2 separate regions of the Homo sapiens genome follow, and region 2 is linked to region 1. Evidence: read pairs that join two places in POLR2A ChIA-PET (ENCODE). Cell type or tissue: A673. All regions are shown on one strand. Each heading gives the region's core, and the rest is flanking DNA. Links, peaks and the distances in the headings are about the cores only. Region 1 overlaps ARHGAP35 (Rho GTPase activating protein 35). Region 2 overlaps SAE1 (SUMO1 activating enzyme subunit 1).

Region 1 (8,958 bases), core at 2,389-7,388:
GGGACTACAGGCGCACACCACTACGCCCAGCTAATTTTTGTATTTTTAGTACAGACGGGGTTTCACCATGTTGGCCAGGATGGTCTTGATCTCTTGACCTTGTGATCCGCCTGCCTAGGCTTCCCAAAGTGCTGGGATTACAGGCATGAGCCACCACGCGTGGCTGACATTTTTTTTTTAGAGCAGTATTAGGCTAACAGCAACTTTGCTTTTTGAAAACATTGTGCTGAAATATTTTTATGTTGATGACTGAAGTCTCTTTCGTGTTCTGTTAAGTTTTGCAACTGAGGCAAGTGCTCCCAACAACTGAATCCTCGTTAACTCCTCGGTCCTGCCTAAATAATGGCCACATTCATTTGTTTACTGTGTTCCTTCCACTAGGATGTCAGCTCCGGGCAGGGATTTGTTTAATGTCTGTGTGCCCCAGCCTGAATGAATAACACACCGAGAAAAGTACTTTTTTTTTCTTTCTTTTTTTTAGACAGGGTCTGGCTCTGTTGCCCAGGCTGGAGTGCAGTGGTACGATCTTGGCTCACTGCAACCTTGAACTTCCTGAGTTCAAGTGATCCTCCCACCTCAGCCTCCCGAGTAGCTGGGATTACAGGCATGCGCCACCACGCCTGGCTAATTTTGTATTTTTTTTTTTTAATTTATTTATTTTTTATTGATAATTCTCGGGTGTTTCTCACAGAGGGGGATTTGGCAGGGTCATAGGACAATAGTGGAGGGAAGGTCAGCAGATAAACAAGTGAACAAAGGTCTCTGGTTTTCCTAGGCAGAGGACCCTGCGGCCTTCCGCAGTGTTTGTGTCCCTGGGTACTTGAGATTAGGGAGTGGTGATGACTCTTAACGAGCATGCTGCCTTCAAGCATCTGTTTAACAAAGCACATCTTGCACCGCCCTTAATCCATTTAACCCTGAGTGGACACAGCAGATGTTTCAGAGAGCACAGGGTTGGGGGTAAGGTCACAGATCAACAGGATCCCACAGCAGAAGAAGTTTTCTTAGTACAAAACAAAATGAAAAGTCTCCCATGTCTACTTCTTTCTACACAGACACGGCAACCATCCGATTTCTCAATCTTTTCCCCACCTTTCCCGCCTTTCTATTCCACAAAACCGCCATTGTCATCCTGGCCCGTTCTCAATGAGCTGTTGGGCACACCTCCCAGACAGGGTGGTGGCCGGGCAGAGGGGCTCCTCACTTCCCAGTAGGGGCGGCCGGGCAGAGGCGCCCCTCACCTCCCGGACGGGGCGGCTGGCCGGGCGGGGTGCTGACCCCCCCACCTCCCTCCCGGACGGGGTGGCTGCCGGGCGGAGACGCTCCTCACTTCCCAGACTGGGTGGCTGTCGGGCGGAGAGGCTCCTCACTTCTCAGACGGGGCGGCTGCCGGGCGGAGGGGCTCCTCACTTCTCAGACGGGGCGGCCGGGCAGAGATGCTCCTCACCTCCCAGACCGGGTCGCAGCCGGGCAGAGGTGCTCCTCACATCCCAGACGGGGCGGCGGGGCAGAGGCGCTCCCCACATCTCAGACGATGGGCGGCCGGGCAGAGACGCTCCTCACTTCCTAGATGTGATGGCGGCCGGGAAGAGGTGCTCCTCACTTCCTAGGTGGGATGGCGGCCGGGCGGAGACGCTCCTCACTTTCCAGACTGGGCAGCCAGGCAGAGGGGCTCCTCACATCCCAGACGATGGGCGGCCAGGCAGAGACGCTCCTCACTTCCCAGACGGGGTGGCAGCCGGGCAGAGGCTGCAATCTCGGCACTTTGGGAGGCCAAGGCAGGCGGCTGGGAGGTGGAGGCTGTAGCGAGCCGAGATCACGCCACTGCACTCCAGCCTGGGCACCATTGAGCACTGAGTGAATGAGACTCCGTCTGCAATCCCGGCACCTTGGGAGGCCGAGGCTGGCGGATCACTTGCGGTTAGGGGCTGGAGACCGGCCCGGCCAACACAGCGAAACCCCGTCTCCACCAAAACCAGTCAGGCGTGGCGGCGCGAGCCTGCAATCGCAGGCACTCCGCAGGCTGAGTCAGGAGAATCAGGCAGGGAGGTTGCAGTGAGCTGAGATGGCAGCAGTACTGTCCAGCTTCGGCTCGGCATCAGAGGGAGACCGTGGAAAGAGAGGGAGAGGGAGACCGTGGGGAGAGGGAGAGGGAGACGGAGAGGGAGAGCTCCTAATTTTGTATTTTTAGTAGAGACGGGGTTTCTTCATGTTGCTCAGGCTGTGTCTTGAACTCCCGATCTCAGGTGATCTGCCCGCCTCGGCCTCTCAAAGTCCTGGGATTACAGGCGTGATCCACTGCACCTGGCCCCAAGCTGCTAATTAAAAAAAGAAATGTTTTGTAGAGACAAGGTCTAACTTTGTTGAACAGGCTGTTCTTGAATTCCTGGGCTCAGGTGATCCTCCTCTCTTGGCCTCCCACAGCACTATGATGACAAGTATGAGCCACCATGCTCAGCTCAGAAAGTACTCTGAAAGAACTTATTTTTTTCCTTTGAAAGCACGGAGAGTCTACGGCCATACACCCTGAACCCACTCGATCTCATCTGAAAGCAAAGAGACCCATCTTGGCTGGGGGAGTCAGGGAGGGCTTTCCCTGTGGAGGAGTCTGAGGAGCTGAAATCTGAAGGACCAGGAGAAAGTTAGCAAGGTGGGATGGCCTCAAGGGAGGACAGTCTTGGAGGAGGAGGGGACAATACTGCAAAATGCCCGAGGTGGGCAGGCCCCAGGGGAGTTGGAGTATCTGGACCAGAGTGCAAGGAAAGGCTCCTGGGAGGTGGGCGGGGTCGGGGGTGGGACCCTGTGGAAGAGTTCAGGCTTCCTCTAAGGGCATTGGAGATCCCTGGAGGATGTTACGGGAGGAGACACATGGCTAGATGTGAGATCTGATCTGCCCTCATGGAGATGGGAGTGGGTGAGCATGGAGGGCAGATGTCTTGGTGAGATCAGACAGGGCTGGGGTGCAGGGAGCAGGAAGGGGAGTGTGCTGGAAGGCAAAATGGAACTGGGAGTTGTACCTGGTTGACTGGAAGGGAGAGAGACACCCCAAGGGGGCCCCCAGGGTCTCTCTCTGGCTTGAGGGGGGGATCCTGGGGAATGGACCTGTTTGGAGAAAGGGTCAGGAGTTTGGCTGTGGGTGTGTCACAGTGGAGTCCCCAAGTAGAGTGTCATAGACAGGTGGATATGATGTTTTGCTTGCAGCGGAGGTCTAGGCTGGAGTCACGTGGGAGAGGGTGGTTTACAGATGGGGCAGGTCAAGGGCAAGGTTGAGACCACCGCGTTCGAAAAACCGAATGAAGGCTTACCACGCATAAGGCATCTTGTTGGGCCTCCTGGGGTGGCCTATCTGGGAGCCGCGAAGCTGCCCCCCAAAGCTCTCAACGTGGGTGCTGGTGGTTGTGAGGCTCGTGTTTAGAAAGCACACAAGTCTTGAAGAGCAAGAGCGAGAGAAGGCTGAGCACAGGGGCTCACGCCTGCCCTCCCAGTGCTTTGGGAGGCTGAGGTGGAAGGATTGCTTGAACCCGGGAGGTGGAGGCTGCAGTAAGCTGAGATCACACCACTGCACTCCAGCCTGGGCGACAGAGCAGGACTTTGTCTCAAAAAAAAAAAAAAAAAAAAAAAAAAAAAAGTCCGGGCATGGAGGCTCATGCCTGTAATCCTGTAATCCCAGCGTTTTGGGAGGCCGAGGCGGGTGGATCACGAGGTCAAGAGATCAAGACCATCCTGGCTAACATGGTGAAACCCCATCTCTACTAAAAATACAAAAATTAGCTGGGCATGGTGGCGGCACCTGTAATCCCAGCTACTCGGGAGGCTGAGGCAGGAGAATCACTTGAATCCAGGAGGCAGAGGTTGCAGTGATCCGAGATCGCGCCATCACACTCCAGCCTGGGCAACAGAGGGAGACTCCGTCTAAAAAAAAAAAAAAGACACTCCTTGGCCAGTCAGCACCCAGAGCCCACTGCCTATCTGGTTCTGGTCTCTCCCTCAACCCAGCTTAGCACAGAGCGGGGCCCCCAGATGGCTCAGCCTTTGCCCAAAGAAGGGAGGAACAGGCCGGGCATGGTGGCTCATGCCTGTCATCCCAGTGCTTTGGGAGGTCGAGGCAGGAGGATCGCTTGAACCCAGGAGCTCAAGACCAGCTTGAGCAATAGAGCGAGATCCCATCTCTGAAAAAAAAAAAAAAAAAAAAAAAAAAGCCAGATGTGGTAGCATGTGCCTCTGTAGTCCCAGCTACTTGGAGGCTGAGGTGGGAGGATTGCTTCAGCCTGCGAGTTCAAGGCTGAAGTGAGCCGTGTTTGTGCCACTGCATTCCAGCCTGGACAACAGACTAAGAAAAGGAAAAAAAAAAATAGAGAAGACAGGTTTCTGTCAGCACACATTGAGTACCAACTGCACACCAGGAGGATGTAGAGATTTAATTCAAAAAAACAAAGGAGAAACCCTGGAGCGCTCACGGGGAGTGACATAAACCCCCAGCAGGTAAATCCCAGCTGCAGGGTGAATCCGTGAGTGGAGAGGGTCAGGGATGTTTCTGGAGAAAGACTGGCTTTGAAGAACAGGGTAGGATCTGATGGGCAGGCTAGAGGTTTGGGGAAGGGTGGATGGAAGGAATTTCAGGCAGAGGGAAGTGCTCAAAGCAAGGATCTGGAAGCAGAAAGCAGCCAGCTGCACTCAAAAGAATGAGACTCGGCCAGGCGAGGTGGCTCACGCCTCTAATCCCAGCACTTTGGGAGGCTGAGGTGGGCGGATCACCTGAGGCCAGGAGTTCGAGACCAGCCTGGCCAACATGGAGAAATCCCGTCTCTACTAAAAATATAAAATTAGCCAGGTGTGGTGGTGCATGCCTGTAATCCCAGCTACTCAGGAGGCTGAGGCAGGAAAATCCCTTGAACCGGGGAGGCGGAGGTTGTAGTGAGCCTAGATCGAGCCACTGCACTCCAGCCTGGGCAACAAGAGCAAAACTCTGTCAAAAAAAAAAAAAAAAAAAAAAAAAAAAAAAAAGACTAATTTTGACTGATGTTGGGGAGTTGGGTTAGAGGAGTGGGAGAGAAGAGCAGGATGGATCCAGACAGAGCGTGGGGTTCTGCATGGATGCCAAGGAGCCTGGGCTATGGTCAGTAGGCATCTCCGTTTGTTTGCCTGCCTGGCTGAGGCAGTGGCAAACAGACGTCATCTCTGGTGCCAGCCCCTATTGATTGGCAGTGGCTGCCTGGAGAGGGGTGTGGCAGAGTGCGGTGATCAGCTAGCCATGTCTGCTATGGGCACAGGCAGGGAAGGATGCATCTTGTATGCTGAATAGTTCACTCTTCTGCCATGAATATTGAGGGCAGGGGGGCCATTCAGTGTGTGGGGGTGTCTATCAGAGTCTAGTGAGCTTGAATTCAGGTCTAGGCTAGAATGGAGGCAGAGGGAACAGCAGAGTCACGCTCAAGTGACATTTGGGATCTTAGAAGCAGTCAGGGGTAAGTAAGGAGGGGGCCAAGGATAGAGCAAACTTGAGCCTGGGAGACTGGAAAGAGGAAGATATTCCTAACGAGAGTTTTTTAGGGGGTGAGCAGAGAGGAGGTGTTTTTGGTGGCAAGGCTTCTTTGGGAAGCAGCCCACCTCCGTCCCTGGAGGTGCTGTCCTGGATGACGGTGGTGACGGTGGCTAACTCTGGCATAGAGCCTGGGTCTCTGACCCCAGGGCCAGCACCAGGGAGTGAGTGTGACCTTAGGCTCTCCCCTCTCAGAACTTCAGCCCTGACCCCTCCCTTGAGAAGGGTCTGAGGTCGGCCACCTCCTGGCCACAAGCCTGCTCATGACCCTGCCCCTGGAACTCACCCAGGAAGTGAACAGGGGCATCTGACTCCCGGTACCACCCGCGTGGCCTCAGGCCGGAGGGGAGTGGGAAGGAAGGTCAGGAGCGGCACCTCTGGCATCCCCTCCCCACGCCTGCCTGCAGCTCCTGCGGCCATGGGGGTTTGTGGGAGGCACTTTAGGTGATGCTGAGAAACCACAGGAATGACGCGGCCTTCTGGGAAGCTGTGCTGGAGAGGAAAGCAGGTGAGAGCCGGGAGGGGGGGCTCGTGCTGGCCGAGGCCTCTCCTGTGGGAGCCTCCTGCTTCCCCCCCCGGGCGCCTAAGCCTGTGAAACCCTGGTGTGTGCTGCACTGGCCCGGTAAGGAGGAGGCCCCCCTTCACTTCTCTCAGGTTTGGTTTTTTACAAGATTCATTTATTAACTATGATACAGATCACATAAGGCCTTTTGTTTTTTACACCATTCCCATTGAGACAAGTACAATACTTTGTAGCAAATACATGATTTTAAAAAACAAAACCAAACAAAAACACCTCAGTCAGAGATGCCTCAGCCTTCATTGAGGGCTGACCATGCACTAATCAGGTTGGAGCCTCAAAAAACCCACGATGTGTTTTTAAAAAAAAGTCTGGAAATTAAGCAAACATTCCTAACACCAGCTAGACGATGTTCCGGTTAAAGCCCCTAAAATACAAAGAAATAATTGTTATACTTTCTTTACATACAGGTCTTCACTTTTGCTGCGAAACAGAATTTTGGGCACACAGCCAGACTACTAACACATTTCAATACCATTAATATGTTTTGTTTTTTCTCAGAAACTCAAAATATTTGTTAATTCAACATATATAAAGATCATTTAACATGTGAAAATACAAGTACCAGAAAAATAAGCTGGCAGCAGCACTATTCCAAATTTTCAAACAAGTTTTATTTCCATACAATTCTGACATTTCCGTTTTTTTGTTTTTTTCTTAAATGTACACAGGGAACATGATTCTTTTTATGCAAACAATAACTTAGGCCTGTAGCATCGCTGCCGGCTCCGCCACGGGAGGGCTGGGGGAGGCCAGCCCAGGTCAGCAGTGGCCGAGGTGACAGACCGCCTCCTGCTCTGTCCCCCGCGCGCGCCGCGCATTGGCCACGCTGCACCGACCGCACCGCGGCCGCGCCCCCACCGGACCCGCGACAGAAACTGCCCCCTTCCTGGGCCACTTTCTGACCTGGACACAGACGATGTCCTCCGAGGGAGGGAGCCCACCCCCGTTACACCTCAGAGCCACGAAGCCGGCGCCCGCTCCCTGCCGCAGCTTCCCCGGATCCCTGCGCTGCCCTCGGGAAAGCAGCGACTCAACCAGACCCAGCCCCCCGCGCGGCAGGGGCCCTCCTGGCCACCGCACCCTACTTTTTCTAGCCGGCGCCCCCAAAGCAGTGGCTTCTCATAGGAAAGGATGGGAGGGGGGCGCAGCTGAGGTGACTCTTGATGACAAGTCACTGCAGCTGGCCTGCTGTGAAGTTTTGTGTGTGTGTGTGTGTGTGTGTGTGTGTGTGCGTGTCCAGAATGCCTGGTGGCCTGCGGGGGTCTTTACCAAGGGGATGCTGGCTTGACCCAGGCCTCCTTTCCCTAAGAGCAGCAGGAGCTGAGTGAGGCACAGGGATGCCCCCATCCCCTTCTGGCCAGCGAGCTGCTCCTATGATGTCACCCTCTGTCCACCGTGACAAAGACAGACACATCCTGCAGAAGAATCTGGGTCGCAGCAGGTGCCCTGCCTCCAGCAGGAAGCAAAACCAAGGCGGTGGAGGCAGGAGAGCACGGAGACAGACGCCCCGAAGCTCTCTCCCTGTTCCTCCCCAAACGCTAGGCGATGGGAAAGACGGGGACAATGCAGAGTAAATGTGTGCCGTGACACCCAGTATGCGACACAAGCCAAGAATTCTAAGTGGATTCACGAGCCACGCCACCCAGCCTTGGGTCTTCCCTCTTCAGCCGTCAGAGCCAGGATCAGTCTCTGGCTTTGCACCAAGGGCTGCTGTCCCCTCACACGGTGTCTGCGCTCTCGCTGGGCAGGGGTGGCTGCCCCACGTCCCCATTCTGGACAAGCCAACGCCCTCCCACCCAGTGCTGAGAGCTGCATGCGAGTCCCATGAGCACCCTCTGTGCACACACCTTCCAGAACTTAGAGCCCCAACAAAAGCGGGAGTGGGGGCAGCATGGTCCCAACAATCCCCAGGGACGCTCCTCTGTGGCTCCCATGCAAGTGCCCATTTGGGCTGCACGCTTCCCTGACCGGACGCTGAAGGCCGGCCTGCCACGACTGGCCATGCCCCTCAAACGACCGAGATGTCCTCTAGTCCCTCAGCCCGGAGCAGCAGATGAGAGGCTGAAGTTAGCGGGGGAAACAAGAGGAACCCTGTGGCTTCCTGTGCATGGGGGCTCCCTTTGGACATAAGCTGCCACAGTCCCTGCCTGCCCACCTTGGCTGACAAGGCGCTGCATTGGGAGTGCCCCAGACCTAGTTTCAGGTACTTCTGTGAGGAGAGGGGTAGAGAGCCCAGGTGCTCCTCCTCACCACCCCCTCCACACTCCTGGGGAAGTCACTGGCCGCACATACATCTGTGGAATCGGGCCAGGTGGCTTGGGACGTGGCTTTTGTGCTCACACAAAAGAGGTGGCAGTGTTAGCTCAAGCAGTGAGGGGGACTGGGCTGCTTTTGCCTGCGTTCACACAGGGACGGCCCAGGGCACCACCATGCTTTCCCTCCACCCCCAATTACGTGAGGAGCTGACCAGGTGAGCATAACCTCGAAAAGGGGGCGGGGTCAGTAAATGGGGCCGTTTCCTCATCTGCTGGGGTCCAGGGCTGGGGGAGTTTGGGAACGTTTCTGCCAACCTCAGCTAAAACGAAACACAGATGTCACCTTCCAGCCAACCCTGGGCCTACAGGGCCAGGCACAGCTCCACCAGAAGAGACAAAAATTCATCATCCAACATTCACAGAAAACACGCCTGAACCCTGGGTTTGTTCTCCGATTTGTGTTCCTCAAAAGGCGGTAAAACTTGCAAGGTTAGGTGTTTCCAAGCACCTTCGTTGGCCATTGAGAACTGGAGACAGTGAGCCAGCCGTCCCCAGAGGGAGCTCGGGAGCCGAAGGGCCAC
Region 2 (8,958 bases), core at 1,950-6,949, 140 kb before region 1:
AAAAAAAAAAAAAAAAAAAAGCCAAACTTAATTCTGCCCCTCTGCTGTGGGCAGCTTATGTTAAAATAATCTGGATTGCTTCCCACTACTATAACTTCTTTATAATATACCCAAAGAAGCCAGGCATGGTGGCTGTAATCCTAGTACTTTGTGAAGCTGAGGTGGGTGGACCACCTGAGGTCAGGAGTTCAAGACCAGCATAGCCAACATAGTGAAACCCCGTCTCTGCTAAAAATACAAAAATTTGCCGGGCATGGTGGCGGGTGCCTGCAGTCCCAGCTACTCAGGAAGCTGAAGCAGGAGAACCACTTGAATCCAGGAGGTGGAGGTTGCAGTGAGCCAAGATCGTGCCATGGCACTCCAGCCTGGGTGACAAAAGCAAAACTCCGTCTCAAAAATAATAATAATAGCCGGGTGCGGTGGCTCACGCCTGTGTAATCCCAGCACTTTGGGAGGCCGAGGTGGGTGGATCACCTGAGGTCCGGAGTTCAAGACCAGCCTGACCAACATGGAAAAACCCTGTCTCTACTAAAAATACAAAATTAGCCAGGCATGGTGACGCATGCCTGTAATCTCAGCTACTCCGGAGGCTGAGGCAGGAGAATGGCTTGAACCCAGGAGGCAGAGATTGTTCTGAACTGAGATGGTGCCATTGCACTCCAGCCTGGGCAACAACAGCAAAACTCCGTCTCAAAAAATAAAATAATAATAATAATAATATGCCCAAAGAACTAGATTATCCTAAAGCCATAAAACACTAGAGTTAGGAGATGTCTGGAACATGACTGTCCTTCCCCCATCTTGATTTTACAGGCAAGAAACTTGGAGACCAGAGAAATTTCAGTGACTTGCCTGAGAGGCTGAACAAGAGAAGAGTTCTCAGTCTCTTGGTAGGAAGCTCCTATCTCACAGAGCCTGTCTTTCCCTCTCAATTAGCAAGTTGGAGGGTTTTGGAGGGGGTGGTCAGAAACTGCAGCCAAAATACCTAACTCATATAGTTTTACAATAATGTATCATCTGCCATCTTTCACCTAGAGACTACAAAGTCAAAACACGGCAAGTCCTGTCATGTAAGAATTACCAAGTTCTGCAGCCTCAGTGTTCAAAATGAGAGGATGAGGTCTGTTTGTTCTACCAGAGGAGTCTCTCTGGATATTGGACACCTTTTCCAAGGTAGACTTTGGTTGAATATGCCTCCAGAATCGCCCAACTATTTTGTAATCATTTTACTATCTCTCAACTTGAAAACATGTCAGCAGACCAGGCGCAGTGGATCATGCCTATAATCCCAGCACTTTGGGAGGCCAAGGTGGGAGGATCACTTGAGCCCAGGAGTTCAAGACCAGCTTGAACAACATAGCATAGATCCTGTCTCTACACATAAATAAATACATAATTTAAAAAAAAAAAGTATAAAAAGGAGAAAATGTTATGTTCTCCCCTCCTCTCCCAACACTTACTCTACAAACTCATGCTCTCCTAGATTGGCAAATGTGTATCCATGGTAGCCAAAAACATCTCCTGTAAAGAACTTGATGCTATTTTTGTGACAGATCTGGTCAACTTTAACTATGACATCCCTGGAGCAGCAAGTCAGACACACCTGCAGAAAGAAAGAAATTGGCTGGGTTTGAGTTTTGCAAACTGTGAATCACTGCCCTGATGTCTAAATAAATCTTAATGAACAGTCTCTCTGGGCATGCTCAAAGCATGTTTCAAACTGGTACAACAGGTTCTTTGGGCCCTATGGCTAGAAGACAAAAGAAAAGTTGCAGGTTTCAATGTGTAGAAAATATAAGTTATGAGACCGTCACGTTCTGCAGCCAAAATAAAATGTGTTTAGCTAAAAAGTAAAAGCCATTCAACAAATGTTTTCTGTAATCCACGAACATATACACATTTCATAGTTCTCATAAAAAAAATAACTTAGCAAGTTGTTTCTATACTGCTAAATCTATTAAAATCCAAATAAGCTACAGGGACAAGCAAAACCAGTTTTTTAAATTGACCCAAAGGTCATGTTTAAATACAAGGGCTTTTTACCCCCCTCCTTTTGATTGATATGTTAAGATAAAGAAGATAAACAAGTCCTGTTGAGATCATTTTTCCACAGATTGCGGTGTGAAACTTTATCTGAATTTAAGGACAAAAGAAAAGGTTACAGACCAAGTGACCTTCCATTCAGGCTTAGACAATGAACTGGTGATCCACTCAGTGGAATTATCAGTGTTGCTCTGGGGCCTCCAGGTTGTATTCCAGTAAGTTGAGGTATTGGAAATGGCTAAGTTCTACTGCACAAAATACCATCTTTTCGGGAGAAGCTTTGTGATCATGGTCAAAAGACAACTTCCAAATTGCACATGCTTTCTCCTGAACAAAAGGACATTTTCACTTGATAGACCCTCTTTGCTGTTGTCTAGCAGCCTGAATACCGAAATAACACTCACAGAGAAATGTGTTCCTTTGGTGTTTCAAAGAATGCAGCCACCCAAGGAAAAATCCCATCTAAAAAGTAAGAAATCCACAGGTGAACATGCAACCAATTGATCAAATGGAACCCTGCAGAGTCTAAAGTAACTATAAAACCTGCAAGGACCAGCCAAACACGGCCTGCAAGGCGGTCAACATGGCCCCATGCACACGCATTACACAATCAACTGGCCTCACACTTCAGTTTTAACAAACCCTCTAACTCTACAAGTTCAAGGGACACCTGGCATAAAATAAATGTGGTTACTACAGATAAGAAAATGAAGACTTATGTCCAAATGGAAAGTGTCCCAATACCTCAAGTTAAAAAATAGAAGGGACTAGGAAAAAGAAAACAGGACAAATGCACAGATGATCCATCCTTCCAAGCCCATATTTGAACAGATGCACATATGAAATAGAAAAGTGTAAAAACGGGAGGCTGAGGCAGAAAACTGCTTAAACCAGGGAGGCGGAGGTTGCAGTGAGCCAAGATCATGCCACTGCACTCCAGCCTGGGCGACAGAGTGAGACTCCATCTCAAAAAAGAAAGAAAGAAAGAAAGAAAAGTGTAAAAAACAGGCCAGGTGCAGTGGCTCACACCTGTAATCCCACCACTTTGGGAGGCCGAGGCAGGTGGATTACCTGAGGTCAGGGGTTCAAGACCAGCCTGACCAACATGGTGAAACCCCATCTCTACTAAAAATACAAAAAATTAGCCCAGCATGGTGGTGAGTGCCTGTAATCCTAGCTACTTGGGAGGCTGAGGCAGGAGAATCACTTGAACCCAGGAGGCAGAGGTTGCCATGAGCCAAGATCGCACAATTGCACTCCAGCCTGGGCGACAAGAGCAAAACTCCATCTCAAATAAAAAAAGGTGCAAAAAAAAAAAACTACCCAACCCAAATTCTAACCTCTCATGTAACATACTGGGGCCTTTCATTTAAAAAACTAGTAGCTCATCTATGACTATTTCACATTTATCAAGATTTGTTAAGCTTTTCCAGAATGCAGGGAACTATGTCTGAAAGGTTGCAGATATTGACAAAGAATTTATCCTTTCACCTCCGCATAGATTTGGCAGTGAAACTAAATGAGGCTGGATATGCCTCATTTGACTTACGACTACAGTGATTTTTCTCTAGTTATCCATGGCAACATGGTCAATGTGACTGTGAGAAACAGACAGACAGACATAGATCAAGATCAGGTGTGCTTTTCTTAAGACAAAACACAAGCTGTAGTTTGATATTTCTAACAAAAAAATGCCGCTGCCACAGAAATTAATCACCAACTTGTTAAGTTTTCGGAAGAAAACATTTGCAATAACATGGATTAAAGTTATGTGCAAAGATTCTGGAAGGAAGACAAAACACCAAAGACGAAACCTGGCTGAGGGAACATATGCCCAGAGAAGAAGCCAGCAGACAGCAAGTCACCAACAACTACAGCAGATGCAACAGACTGGACCTCTCTAGCAACACATTCACACAATATACTAAGCCTAAACAATAGAACAGCTTATACATTTTCTTGGGAAAAAGCTCAGAATTTGATATTTGAATGCTCTCAGATTGCTTTGGGATTTGAAAGTATATACAACTAGCACCTTAATTTGTTTAATTCCCACAGCAGATTTTATAATAAGAAACTTACAGCATCGAATTGAGTGAAAAATGACTCTGGTTTCTTCTCTATATCCTCAGTGTCCACCTTCACATCCACCATGGGGTTGAGATTCTGAGCTCGCTCCAAAGAGGCTTCAGCCCTATTTCGGCCAACAGACCCAGTACGAATCAAGAACTGAGCTCCGGGATCTTCTGGAGTTACCTAGGAATAATACACATATTTTTTTAAGTCTTGTATTTTTAGGGAAAATAAATCTTAAAAAGAATCTTTAAATTTTAAAGGATAGCTAAAATACCTACCACCTAAATTTTTTTTTTTTTTTTTTTTTGAGACAGTCTTGCTCTGTCACCAGGCTGGAGTGCAGTGGCATGATCTCGGCTCATTGCAACCTCCGCCTCCTGGGTTCAAATGATTCTCCTCCTGCCTCAGCCTCCCAAGTAGCTGGGACTACAAGCACGCACCACCACAACAGCTAATTTTTGTATTTTTAGTAGAGACAGGGTTTCACCACGTTTGCCAGGATGGTCTCAATCTCTTGACCTCGTGATCCGCCTGCCTCAGCCTCCCAAAGTGCTGAGATTACAGGCATGAAACACTGTGCACAGCCCTAAAATGTATTACTGTTCCTGTAGCAATTTGCCTTATGCAGGCTTCCTTCTAAGGCTTTAAAATGACTTTAAACTTTTTTTAAACTGGTCATTGATGGTTAAAGAGCACCCCCTTGTGTTTATAAAGAAAATTCACTGTCAACAAAAAAATCCATGCTTTCTTCTTCTATGCAAATTTGTAACTGCTAACAAATGACTGATTAACAGTGGCAAGAATTGACTAAATACTTAGCATGTGCCCAACTATAAGCATTTGGGGAAATACACAAGTAGTTTAAAGGATTAAATCTCTGTCTTCCAGTGGTTTAAAACTAGACCAGTGTGGGCAGGGCACGGTGGCTCACACCTGTAATCCCAGCACTTTGGGAGGCCGAGGCAGGAGGATCACCTGAGGTCAGGAGTTTGAGACCAACCTGGCCAACATGGTGAAATGCCATCTCTACTAAAAATACAAAAATAAGCCAGGTGTGGTGGTGTGTGCCTGTAATCCCAGCTACCCAGGAGGCTGAGGCAGGAGAATCACTTCAACAGGGGAGGCGGAGGTTGCAGTGAGCTGCGATTGCACCACTGTACTCCAGCCTGGGCAACAGAGCAAGACTCCGTCTCAAAAAAAAAAAAAAAAAAAAAAAAAGTAGACCAGTGCAGCCTGGCACAGTAGCTCACATCTGTAATCCCAGCAATTTGGGACGCCAAAGCAGGAGGATCACTGCTTGAGGCCAGGAGCTCAAGACTAGCCTGGACAACACAGAGAGGCCCTCTCTCAAAAAACAACAAAAATTGCAACCTCATGAGAAAACTTAAAAAAAAAATCAAACTTGTGCAAAAATCAGACACAATTAAGAATGCTTGAAATGAACTTTTAAAAAACATAGATAGACTATGGCCAGGTGCGGTGGCTCACGCTTGTAATCCCAGCACTTTGGGAGGCCGAGGCAGGCAGATCACCTGAGGTCCAGAGTTCAAAACCAGCCTGACCAACATGGTGAAACCCCATCTCTACTAAAAATACAAAATTAGCCGGACGTGGTGGCACACGCCTGTAATTCCAGCTACTCGGGAGGCTGAGGCAGGAGAATCGCTTGAACCTGGGAGGCAGACGCTGCATTGAGCCCAGGTCGTGCCACTGCACTCCAGCCTGGGCAACAGAGTGAGACTCTGTCTCAAAAAAAAAAAAAAAGAACTCAGAGAGGTGGAGAGATGAGTGGGGACTGGAACAGAGGAATTATTTCACCCCTAAGGCTGAACATCAGCAGAGCAGAGCCTCAAAGACAGGATAATATAATCCCCTAATAGCCACCAGTAAGATTACAGATTCCATACTGCTCTCAAAGTATTTCTTCACACATCAAACATCTAATTTAACCATTAATCTCTGCAAATAACCTTGCCACCTTCACCAAGACTAGGTACAACAGAAGTAATCTCCCCTCAACACCTCCTACCAACCATCCACAGCACACTCTCTATCTTACTACCTTCTCCTCCAAGAAAATGAGCTGGCCCACTTCCCATTCTAGGCTAACCCTGTATCCTTGACCCATTCCATCCTGCTTCTTCAGGGATCTCATTATGTGCTGAGAAGCTGTACCACACAATGGTTAACAGTAAGGCTCTGAAATAATTCAGGCTGGATTCAATCTTTGATTCAAATCCTGGCTCAACAACTGTGTGAACCTCAGCAAGAATGTGGGAATCCCATATAAAACGAGGACATGGATAAAAACGTACAGTTGAGGGCCACGCGTGGTGGCTCACGCCTGTAATCCCAGCACTTTGGGAGGCCAAGGCAGGCAGATCACGAGGTCAGGAGATCGAGACCATCCTGGCTAATACGGTGAAACCCCATCTCTACTAAAAAATACAAAAAAATTAGCCAGGCGTGGTGGTGGGCGCCTGTAGTCCCAGCTACTAGGGAGGCTGAGGCAGGAGAATGGTGTGAACCCGGGAGGCAGAGCTTGCAGTGAGCCAAGATCGCGCCACTGCACTCCAGCCTGGGCAACAGAGCGAGACTCTGTCTCAAAAAAAAAAAAAAATACAGTTGAGGCTGGGCACGGTGGCTCACACCTGTAAACCCAGCAGCTTGGGAGGCTGAGGTGGGTGGATCACTTGAGGTCAGAAGTTCGAGACCAGCCTAGCCAACATGGTGAAACCCCATCTCTACTAAAAATACAAAAATTAGCCGGGTGTGGTGGCACACGCCTGTAATCCTAGCTACTTGGGAGGCTGAGACAGGAGAATCACTTGAACCCAGGAGGCGGAGGTTGCAGTGAGCCAAGATCTCACCACTGCACTCCGGCCTGGGCGACAAGTGAGACTCCATCTCAAAAAAACAAACAAAAAAAACATATAATTGAGCCCAGAAAGTTCAAGACCAGCCTGAGCAACAATCATGAAACCCAGTCTCTACAAAAAATACAAAAAATTAGCCAGGTGTGGTGGCGTGCACCTGTAGTCCCAACTACTGGGAGGCTTAAGTGGGAGAATACCCTGAGCCCAGGAAGTTAAGGCTACAGTGAGCCATGATCATGCCCACTGCATTCCGGCAAGGGTAACAGTGAGACTGCCTCAAAAAAAAAAAAAAAAAAAAAAAAAAAACCCATACACATACAATTATCATTTCATCACTATCAGTCCACAGATCACACCTTCCTTGCTTTGCTCTCCTCTCGTGCTACACATTCTAGTCTCAATTTGGGCCCTCTTAGGTGTGGCTGTCCCCAAGCTTCCATCTCAGAATTACTTATCTTTCCACTCTGTATAGCTCCATAAACCAACTCAATGCCTCTTTCAGTTTCTACCAAAATCTGCTGTTATTTTTCAAATCACTCTTTCTGGTGCAGATTTCTTCCTGATCCACCTGAGTCTTCTCTACTGTACTGCCCACCAGCCGTTTTCTCTCAGATATCCATAAACCCTACATGTCTGCCTGCTTCTGTGTGCTGTCTCCGGAGTCCACCAGCCACCCACCCAGTCACTCAAGCCAGAAGCCTCATCTTCATATCCTTGCTATTTCCATGAGAGTGGTCCATAGTGAGGTGGCTGAGAACATGGGCTCTGGAGTCAGATGCCTGGGTCCCGGCCGTACCACTAACTACTGGGGCCTTGGATGGGCCAGTACTTTTCTTCCTTTTACTCAGTTTTCCCATCTGTAAAACAGGGATGGTAATGGGTCCTTGATCTCAGATGTGTTGTGAGGACTCAATGAGATAATACAACTGCAGCTCTGAGAACAGTGCCTAGCCCCTTCAGTGTCAGCTGCTCTGGTTATTCCTGGCTTTCCTTAAGCTCCCATACACAGACCTCCCAATTCTACCACCTAAATCTATTTCTCACATCTGTGTGCTTCCTGCCATCCCTATCAGCAAGGCCACTTTCACCTCTCACCTAAACTACTAAAAACTGCCTTCTAAGTGGTCTTCTGCCCTGTATTTTGTGCCAACCATAGTTTATACAGTAATTACTGATCTACACATAAAGCCCAAAGCTAACCATGTCACCCTTCCTGTCATTTGAAACTCTTCAGTGAGTCTGCACCACCCAGAGGATTAAGTAAAAGCTTACAGTGGGGCTTCCTAGGAGCCCCTCCTGACTTGGACTTCACCAGCAACCTGTCCCTACCCACCACTTTGGGTCTCACACTCTAAAAACACCAAACTACTTTTAGCTTCCATTTCTACCACACTGTAGGGTGCCTTTGTGACACTGCTATGTCCCCTGCCTAAAACACAGGCTCTTATCTTGACAACCCTCCTTGTTCTTTAAGACTTAGCTCAGATCAGGACTCCAGGAAATCTTTCATGTACCACAACCTCAGTCAGGGAGCCTGCTATGGTTTCCGGAAAAAAAAAAAAAAAAAAACCTTGAGAATGGGAACCAAACCGTGAGCATCTTTCTATCACCAGCACCTAGCAGACTTCAGGGCACCCAGTAGGTGCTCTCAGATGCTTGTTGAATGTAAACTACATAATACGCTCTAAGATGGGTGCAGTGGCCTCACACCTGTGGTGTCAGAATCGCACTGTTCTGTGATTGGCCTCCAATGTTGGATTCTTACAACCAGATGAAGTAATTATGTAATCCCAGCTACTAGGGAAGCTGAGGCAGGAGAAGTGCTTGAACCCGGGAGGCAGAGGTTGCAGTGAGCTGAGGTTGTGTCACTGTACTCCAGCCTGGGCGACAGAGTAAGTCTTTGTCTCAAAATAAATAAATAAAATAAATAAAATGTCACTGAGGCATGGGAATGTAGAGAGAG

Evidence for each region. ChIA-PET counts read pairs that join two places held together with the same protein. Peaks named below come from ENCODE experiments on the same cell type or tissue, not always from the same donor. Only the 100,000 strongest peaks of a DNase experiment are listed, where the experiment ranks them.
Region 2: POLR2A ChIA-PET joins it to region 1 with 22 read pairs; 1 of 35 experiments calls an interaction of 5 or more read pairs at or near these places.

What each region holds. Positions count from the first base shown.
Region 1 is chr19:47,002,314-47,011,271 of GRCh38, reverse strand. It overlaps ARHGAP35 (Rho GTPase activating protein 35), which reads right to left. Exons shown (of 7, transcript NM_004491.5): 7 at 6,195-8,958. Among named protein-coding and RNA genes, the nearest start is that of NPAS1, 13 kb to the left of the region's middle. RefSeq lists enhancers at 5,267-5,845, 7,319-8,065, 8,066-8,811. In A673, for the core only: no CTCF peak of the experiment used is centred there; a DNase peak (open chromatin) is centred at 5,221.
Region 2 is chr19:47,145,543-47,154,500 of GRCh38, reverse strand. It overlaps SAE1 (SUMO1 activating enzyme subunit 1), which reads right to left. Exons shown (of 9, transcript NM_005500.3): 3 at 4,126-4,299; 4 at 1,461-1,603. Among named protein-coding and RNA genes, the nearest start is that of SAE1, 19 kb to the right of the region's middle. In A673, for the core only: a CTCF peak has its summit at 4,818 (motif pointing left); a DNase peak (open chromatin) is centred at 4,810.